2 separate regions of the Homo sapiens genome follow, and region 2 is linked to region 1. Evidence: chromatin loops called from intact Hi-C (ENCODE). Cell type or tissue: stomach. All regions are shown on one strand. Each heading gives the region's core, and the rest is flanking DNA. Links, peaks and the distances in the headings are about the cores only.

Region 1 (4,389 bases), core at 277-4,276:
TCTTGGGCCCTCCAGCCCCACTGACCCTCCAGCTAAATGTTGCAAATGAACAGAACTCCCGAGTCAACCCACAGAATCATGAGAAATAATAAATCGTCATTGCTGTTTTTAGACCACCATGTTTTAGGCTGGTTTGTGTTGCAGCAAAGTCTACCTGAAACTAGAAGCCTTTGGGAGTTATACTGATCCATGACTTACATTTTGGTATGATCTATTTTGCAGACCACATGACACTGCTAGCACTATATTGAATTTAAACAATAAGTATTAAGCACCTACTGTGTGTAGGTTACTGGCTAGGTGCTGTGAAGACTACAAAGAGGCACCATCAACAGCTTACTTATAGCACTCAGAGGACCTCTAATCTCATTAAGAAGACAATATGTAAACTATGTAAAGTTAAATAACAATAAACTGACCTGAAAAATACAGGCTATCCAGAGAAAAGATAAGATGTATGAAGTTCTTAGTATGTAGCTGGACCTATGGCCCAGTTCATTTAATTTTCACAATAACCCTACAAGGTAGGCACAATGAGTATTCCCATTTTACAAATACGAAAACTGAGGACACTGTGGGTAAGTTGTCCAGGGTCACACAGCCTGGGTCCCGGCAGCCTGACTATAGCCCATGTGCTTTAGCTCTAGACTAAATAAATGAAAGCCAGAGCCGAGAGTACGAGGAGACAGATGCTCTGCGGCTGGGAAATGGTCAAGAAGCCCCTAGGGTAGGTGAGACCTCAGCCAGCCTTGGAGGATGGGTAGGAGTTGGGATGAAATTAAGGTAGGGGGGTTCCAGGTGGGGGTCACAGCATGAGCACTGTGGAAAGAGTGGGGAATCACATGCAGCATTGGAGGACCCATGAGCAGGACTCCCTCTGGATCAGGGTCTGCCTCCCTCCAACCCAGAAGTGGCCCTGACTGTCCTTACTGGTTGCTTGCCTCCCAAGGAGACCCTCACTACCTGACAGAGGGGACGCCTGGGGAGGGGGCTGGGAGGAGCTTGGAAAATGGGAGAAGATGGCAATGTCACTGGTTGGGCTGTAAGACAGAGCCAGAAAATGGATGGCTCCACCAGAGATTCTCCCCATCAGCTGGGTGGGAGGGAGTAGTGATCTAGCAGGAGCTGACTTCCAGCTGCCCTGGGGAGCCCCTTGTCCCCATCTCCATTGGCCAGGACAGCACAGAGGCCAGCATAGTATTGAGGCTGAAGAGGGCAGAGGGCAAGTTGCTAGGCCTGAGGACAGCTTCATTTGCATGAGTGGCGGGGGTGGGGCCTGCAGAGTGGAGCTGCTCCTCTTGGCCCTGCGTGTGATGGGGCCCAGGTCACCTTTTCTTGTCGTCCTACACCACCAACAAACCTTGTCTATGGCTCTAGAGCAAGCTTGTCCAATCCACAGCCCACAGGCCACATGTGACCCAGGATGGCTTGAATATGGCCCAATACAAATTTGTAAACTTTCTTAAAACATGAGATTTTTTTGCGATTTTTTTTTTTTTTTTTTTTTTTTTAGCTCATCAGCTATCATTAGTGTTTGTGTATTTTACAGGTGGCTCAAGACAATTCTTCTTCTTCCGATGTGGCCCAGCGAAGCCAAAAGATTGGACAACCCTGCAATGAAATTGTGTGCTCAGATAGGCTTTTGAAATTGGCACCACTTAATAATCTCTGAATCATCATGAAATATGTTGGTATGAGGCCAGTTCTTCTTTATTGTATGTATTTTTGGCTAAACTATGTTACTCAACATTATAAATGCCCACTGCACCAGTGGGGTTGCTGGTTGTTTGCAGAGGTGATCGCTGTTTCTAAAAAAGACTCAAACTGCATTGTAGGAAAAGCAGGGAACCACGTGAGGCAACATCTGGCTTCATTACTCCTTCATTACAAACATTGCAGAGCTCATGTCCTATTGGGCTTCAGGAAAGGCTCCAAACGAAGGGGCATTTGAAGTGGCCTGGAAGAATGGAGATGTTACCAGGTGAGGCCAGAAAGAGCAGGCACACCAGGTGGTGGAGGTAAACTCAGCAAAAGCCTGGGACCCCCCACACACAGAGGATGATCAAGGATGAGGAAGAGGTCTAGGCAGGTTAAGCCTGGGAGTTGAGAAATAGAATAAGCTGGGACAGAGAAGATGGTTGGAGTAATGCTGTGAGGGAGGACCCTGACCAGGGACAGTTTGGAGCCACGGCATTTCATTCCAAAAGCAAAGCAGAGAAGTTCAAGATTACGTGAAAGCAGCAATTCCACCTGACCAGTTCTTTATTCAGCCTTGAGAATCTAGGGTAAGAACAGATGGATAGAAATCGTATCATGAGAACATCCTGTTTAAAAAGATCAGAAGACAGCCGGGTGCAGTGGCTCACACCTGTAATCCCAGCACTTTGGGAGGCTGAGGCAGGCAGATCACCTGAGGTCAGGAGTTCGAGACCAGCCTGACCAACATGGTGAAACCCTGTCTCTACTAAAAATACAAAAACTACTTGGGCGTGGTGGCACACGCCTGTAGTCCCAGCTACTCGGAAGTCTGAGGCAGGAAAGAATCATTTGAACCCTGGAGGTAGGGGCTGCAGTGAGCCGAGATCGCACCGTTGCACTCCAGCCTGGGCGACAAGAGTGAAACTCTGTCTCAAAAAAAAAAAAAAAAAAAAAAATCAGAAGGTTCTACCTAAACAAACCCTTGAAATGCAAAAGATATAAAGCCCATGCAGTGGTTGGCAAGATGGCCGAATGGGAATAGCTCTGGTCTACAGCTCCCAGCGAGCTCAACGCAGAAGGCAGCTGATTTCTGCATTCCCAACTGAGGTACCCGGCTCATCTCATTGGGACAGGTTAGACAGTGGGTGCAGCCCATGGAGGGCTAGTCAAAGCAGGGTGGGGCGTCGCCTCACCTGGGAAGTGCAAGGGGTTGGGGAACTCCCTCCCCTAGCCAATAGAAGCTGTGAGGGACTGTGCCATGAGGGACGGTGCATCCCGGCCCAGATACTATGCTTTTCCCACGGTCTTCACAACCCACAGACCAGGAGATTCCCTCGGGTGCCTAAATCACCAGGGCCTTAGATTTCAAACACAAAACTGGGCAGCCATTTTGGGCAGGCACCGAGCTAGCTGCAGGAGTTTTTTTTTTTTTTCATACCCCAGTGGCACCTGGAACACCAGAGAGACAGAACTGTTCACTCCCCTGGAGATGGGGCTGAAGCCAGGGAGCCAAGTGGTCTAGCTTAGTGGATCCCACTGCCATGGAGCCCAGCAAGCTAAGATCCAATGGCTTGAAATTCTTGCTGCCAGCACAGCAGTCTGAAGTTGACCTGGGATGCTCAAGCTTGGTGGTGGGAGGGGCATCCGCCATTACTGAGGCTTGAGTAGGTGGTTTCCCCCTCACAGTGTAAACAAAGCTGCCAGGAAGTTCAAACTGGGCAGAGCTGACTGCAGCTTGGCAAAGCCACTGTAGCCACACTGCCTCTCTAGATTCCTCCTCTATGGGTAGGGCATCTCTGAAAGAAAGGCAGTAGCCCCGTCAGGGGCTTGTAGATAAAACTCCCATCTCCCTGGGACAGAGCACCTGGGGGAAGGGGTGGCTGTGGGCGCAGCTTCAGCAGACTTAAAGGTTCCTGCCTGCTGGCTCTGAAGAGAACAGTGGATCTCCCAGCACAGTGCTCAAGCTCTGCTAAGGGACAGACTGCCTCCTCAAGTGGGTCCCAGACCCCTGTGACTCCTGGCTGGGAGACACCTCCCAGCAGGGATTGACAGACACCTCATACAGGAGAGCTCTGGCTGGCATCTGGCAGGTGCCCCTCTGGGACAAAGCATCCAGAGGAAGGAACAGGCAGCAATCTTTGCTGTTTTGCAGCCTCTGTTGGTGATACCAGGCAAACACGGTCTGGAGTGGATCCCCAGCAAACTCCAGCAGACCTGCAGCAGAGGGTCCTGACTGTTAGAAGGAAAACTAACAAACAGAAAGGAATAGCATGAACATCAACAAAAAGGACATCCACACAAAAACCCATCCAAAGGTCACCAACATCAAAGATCAAAGGTAGATAAATCCATGTGTTTTTTGGCTGCATAAACGTCTTCTTTTGAGAAGTGTCTGTTCATGTCCTTCGCCCACTTTTTGATGGGGTTGTTTGTTTTTTTCTTGTAAATTTGTTTGAGTTCATTGTAGATTCTGGATATTAGCCCTTGTCAGATGAGTAGGTTGCAAAAATTTTCTCCCATTTTGTAGGATGCCTGTTCAAATGCTCATCATCACTGGCCATCAGAGAAATGCAAATCAAAACCACAATGAGATACCATCTCACACCAGTTAGAATGGCAATCATTAAAAAGTCAGGAAACAACAGGTGCTGGAGAGGATGTGGAGAAATAGGAACACTTTTACACTGTTGG
Region 2 (4,389 bases), core at 240-4,239, 430 kb before region 1:
CCTCTGAGTTCTCAGAGAAACTGATTTGAATAATGAACTCTTGTCTTTCATGTGGCCAGCCCTTGCCTTAATTAAACTGTTTCTTTACTGCAATACTGCTGTCTCAGTGAATTGGCTCTATCTGTCCAGCATGCAAGAAGTATAGTATAGTAGAAACAAGTAGACTTTGTGGGCTTAGACAAATGTATTTGCAAAGCATAATTTTCAAAAAGTTAAAAACAATTCTCATGCAAATTTGTAGTGAGCATGCATCAAAGATTAAATAATTAGTGGAGTTTTAGGTACTGAAGTGTGTTCTCCCAAAGTCCATAGGTTGAAATTTTAACTGCCAGGACACTCAGAATATGACTATATTTGGAGATAAAGCCTTTAAAGAAGTAATTAAGGTTGGCCAGGCATGGTGGCTCATGCCTGTAATCCCAGCACTTTGGGAGGCCGAGGCAGGTGGATCACTTGAGGTCAGGAGTTCGAGACCAGCCTGGCCAACATGGTGAAACCCCGTCTCAACTAAAAATACAAAGAAAAAAAAAATTAGCTGGGCATGGTGGCGGATGCCTGTAATCCCAGCTACTCAGGAGGCTGAGGCAGTAGAATCACTTGAACCCAGGAGGCGGAGGTTGCAGTGAGCTGAGATCGCGCCACTGCACTCCAGTCTGGCGACAGAGCAAGACTCCGTCTCAAAAAAAAAAAAAGTAATTAAGGTTAAATGAGGTCTCAAGTGTAGGTCCTAATGTGAAAGGAGTGGTGTCTTTATAAAATGAGAAAGAAACACCAGGAACACATGTGCACAGAGAAAAGACCACAGGAAGAGGCAGCAAGAGGGCGGCCCCCTGCAAGCCACAGGGAGAGGCCTCAGAGGAAACCAACCCTGCCAGCACCTTGATCTTGAACTTCCATTATCCAGAACTCTGAGAAAATAGATTTCTGTGGTTTAAGCCAGCCAGTCTGTGGTATTTTGTTATGGCAGCCCTAGCAAAATACAAGAGGGAGCCAGCAGGAAGGCAAACTGGTTTAAAGGAAGCTGGAAGAAACTGATCTATAATAGTCAGTGATAAAAAGAGCATTCTGGCGTAAGATTGCTAAGTGAGATACACAACTGGGTAGTGTCCTTCAGGTCTATAAAACTATAGTCTTTGGGGTTACTTTCTTAGACAAGAGTCATTTGCATCTTACCAGTTTTCTACAAGCTGACATTCTTTTCTCTTTTGTTTATTTATTTATTTTGAGACGGAGTTTTGTCACCCAGGCTGGAGTGCAATGGCGTGATCTCGGCTCACTGCAACCTCCGCCTCCCAGGTTCAAGCAATTCTTCTGCCTTAGCCTCCTGAGTAGCTGAGATTACAGGCATGTGCCACCAAGCCTGGCTAATATTTGTATTTTTAGTAGAGACGAGGTTTCATCATGTTGGCCAGGCTGCCTTGGCCTCCCAAAGTTTTGGGATTAAAAGCATCAGCTACTGTGCTTGCTGTTTATTTTTTTATTTTAATTTTTTTGTTTATTGTCTTCTAAAAATTGACATCCTTGAGACCTAATTAATGGCAAATAATAAGTCGAGCATAGTCACACTGTGCTGGAACAGAGTTTCTCAATGGTGACTATTTACTGATGTTTCTACTGATTATAGTCATGTGCTGCATAATGCTGTTTCAGTCAGTGATGGACCACATATGTGATAATGGTCCCCTAAGATTATATTTTTTTACTGTACTTTCTCTGTGCTTAGATATGTTAGATACATAAATACTTAACTACTGTAGTACAATTGACTATAGTATTCAGTATGGTAACATGCTGTACAGGTTTATAGCCTAGGAGCAGTAGGCTAGACTGTATAGCCTAGGCGTATAGTAGGCTAGACCATCTAGCTTTGTGTAAGTACACTCTATGATGTTCGCAAGATCACAAAATCACCTAATGATGCATTTCCCAGAATGTATCCCTGTTGTTAAGCAACACATGGCTAACTCTGTCGTGGTGGTTGTCCCATGCATTGTAAGGTGGTTTAGCAGCATTCTTGGTCTCCACCCACTAGATGGCAGTAGTATCTGCTCTCCCATTCAATAGTGACAATCAAAAATGTCTCCAGACATTGTGAAAAGGTCCCCTAAGGAGTAAAATTGCCCCTGGTTGAGAACCACTATTCTGGTCTAACTTTGAATTAAATATTCAAAGCAATCTTTTTGCCTTACTTCCAAGTTTTAGATAATTTTCATAACAGTGTTCAAATCCCTGCTCTGCCCCTCAACTACCTGTGTGTCCTTGGTCTATTTTTAACCTGAGTTTCAGTTTCTTCATCTGTAAATTAAAGCAAATACTTCTTTACCTCAGAGATTTCCATGAGGATGAAGTGAATTAGTATGTGCAAAACACAGACATCAGCGAATGCTAGCCCCACACTTGGCCTCATGGTTGGTCATGGTGTCTTTTAAGAGGCATGTTTATACACCTGTGGTCACAGAGGGCACCCCGGGGCCACTTTGGTGGCCAGGCACACACATCCAGGTCTGGGCTTTCAGGGGACTGCAGGCTAGTGCAGATCACCGGGAAGTCAGGACCCTGCAGCTGAGCTGGGTGCCTCCCTTCACATTCTAGGCAGGACAGAGGAGTGGGTGGCCTTGACAAGAGTTAGGGGAGAAGAGGGGAGCCAGTACCCCTACCTTCACCCTTGGCCATCACTGCAGGCCAGTTCTCTTCTCTGCCTCTGACCTGATGCAAGTATCAACACCATCACTACTTTCTTCCAGTGCTCAGGGACCTGATGTGCCCCTTGCTGGAGGAACCCGTCTTGCCTTGTCTCTTGCCTTAGGCAATATGGTACCAGAATATAGGGTCAGGAATTCCACGTGAAAGTATAACTAGCATCTTTGTTGCTATCCTTCAACCTTCTACATCTACTATTCAGAGGTGATCTTGTTGATGAACTGAGCTAATTTATGTGTGTGTTGTTAAAATAGGTTGTGGCTTGGTAGGCGTTGAGGGAAAAGGAGCTTTGATGGCCCTCGCCTCACGGGGAGACAAGTGCCTTTACTTGGAAAACCACTTTAAGAACAGCCTAGATCCGTCTGTGGGACTGCATTGTCCAACAGAGAACGTCTATGTCTGGGGGCCTGGGACTCTGGAAAGGGTTATTTTGGGGTTTCAGAGTGATTCAGTCTAAGGCGGGGGCACAGCCGTCTCCCATCTGTGGGGGATAATTGCTTGCTCTCCATTCCCTGCTTTTTTTTTTTTTTTTGAGTTGGAGTTTTGCTGTTTCACCTAGGCTGGAGTGAAGTGGTGCGATCTTGGCTCACTGCAACCTCCGCCCCCTAGGTTCAAGCAATTCTCTTGCCTCAGCCTCCTGAGTAGCTGGGATTACAGGTGCACGCCACCACGCCTGGCTGATTTTTGAATTTTTAGAAGAGACAGGGTTTTGCCATGTTCGCCAGCCTGGTCTCGAACTCCGGACCTCAGGAGATCCACCCACCTCAGCCTCCCAAAGTGATAGGATTACAGGTGTGAGCCACCATGCCTGACCCATTCCCTGCTTATTATAGAACACTAACAGGCAGACTGGGCTTGAGTCTCTGAGCCTGACACTGTTGCATAGTGGAGAGTCACTGGTTGCAGGGAAAGGAGAATCAGGCCAGAGCATTCACATGGTGTCTTCTCTCCAGGCTTCTTGGCTCCCCTCTTTCATCCCATCCTGCCTGGCTTCGCTGAATGAAAGCTCTATGAACTTCGCTCATCTGTGATGATTGTGACTTGCCAGTAATGCTAAATGCTGCACCAGGCAGCAGGGCACCCGGTGGGATGAGGTGGGAGTTATGGGGCATCAGGGGGAGGCTGTATGCAAAAGAAAGGGCCACCTGTCCTAGACCCACCATACCATTGGTCGACCCTGGGCAAGAAGACCTGAACTTCCCTGGATTTTAGTTTCCTCATGGATGAAATGGGGATACAAACACTGCCATGTTTTCCTCCTAGATTGTGAGAATCAAGTACAAACGTTTTTAGAAAGTGGGAACAGGACTTATGCTATGATATTCTGAGAGAACTCAGGCTAATTTTTTTTTTTTTTTTGAGATGAAGTTTCACTCTTGTTGCCCAGGCTGGAGTGCAATGGTGCGATCTCAGCTCATGGCAACCTCCATCTCCCGGGTTCAAGCGAGTCTCCTGCCTCAGCCTCCCGAGTAGCTGAGACTATGGGTGCCCGCTACCACACCCAGCTAATTTTTTGTATTTTTAGTAGAGACAGGGTTTCACCATATTAGCCAGGCTGGTCTCGAACTCCTGACCTCAGGTGATCCACCCACCTCAGCCTCCTAAAGTGTTAGGATTACAGGCGTGAGACATCACACCTGGCCCAGGCTAATTTCTTATGGTGGCACATCACTCACCATTTAACAAATA

Evidence for each region. Hi-C counts contacts between places; a loop is a spot of excess contacts. Peaks named below come from ENCODE experiments on the same cell type or tissue, not always from the same donor. Only the 100,000 strongest peaks of a DNase experiment are listed, where the experiment ranks them.
Region 2: it touches region 1 in a loop (4-fold over the local background); 56 of 110 quality-filtered maps call a loop at or near these places.

Annotation. Positions count from the first base shown.
Region 1 is chr9:68,592,938-68,597,326 of GRCh38, reverse strand. The region is part of intron 2 of TMEM252-DT (TMEM252 divergent transcript); the gene reads right to left. Among named protein-coding and RNA genes, the nearest start is that of LINC01506, 49 kb to the right of the region's middle. RefSeq lists enhancers at 752-1,252, 1,253-1,753. In stomach, for the core only: no CTCF peak of the experiment used is centred there; no DNase peak of the experiment used is centred there.
Region 2 is chr9:69,025,444-69,029,832 of GRCh38, reverse strand. No RefSeq gene overlaps it. Among named protein-coding and RNA genes, the nearest start is that of FXN, 8.1 kb to the left of the region's middle. In stomach, for the core only: CTCF peaks have their summits at 1,829 and 2,031 (motif pointing right); a DNase peak (open chromatin) is centred at 2,012.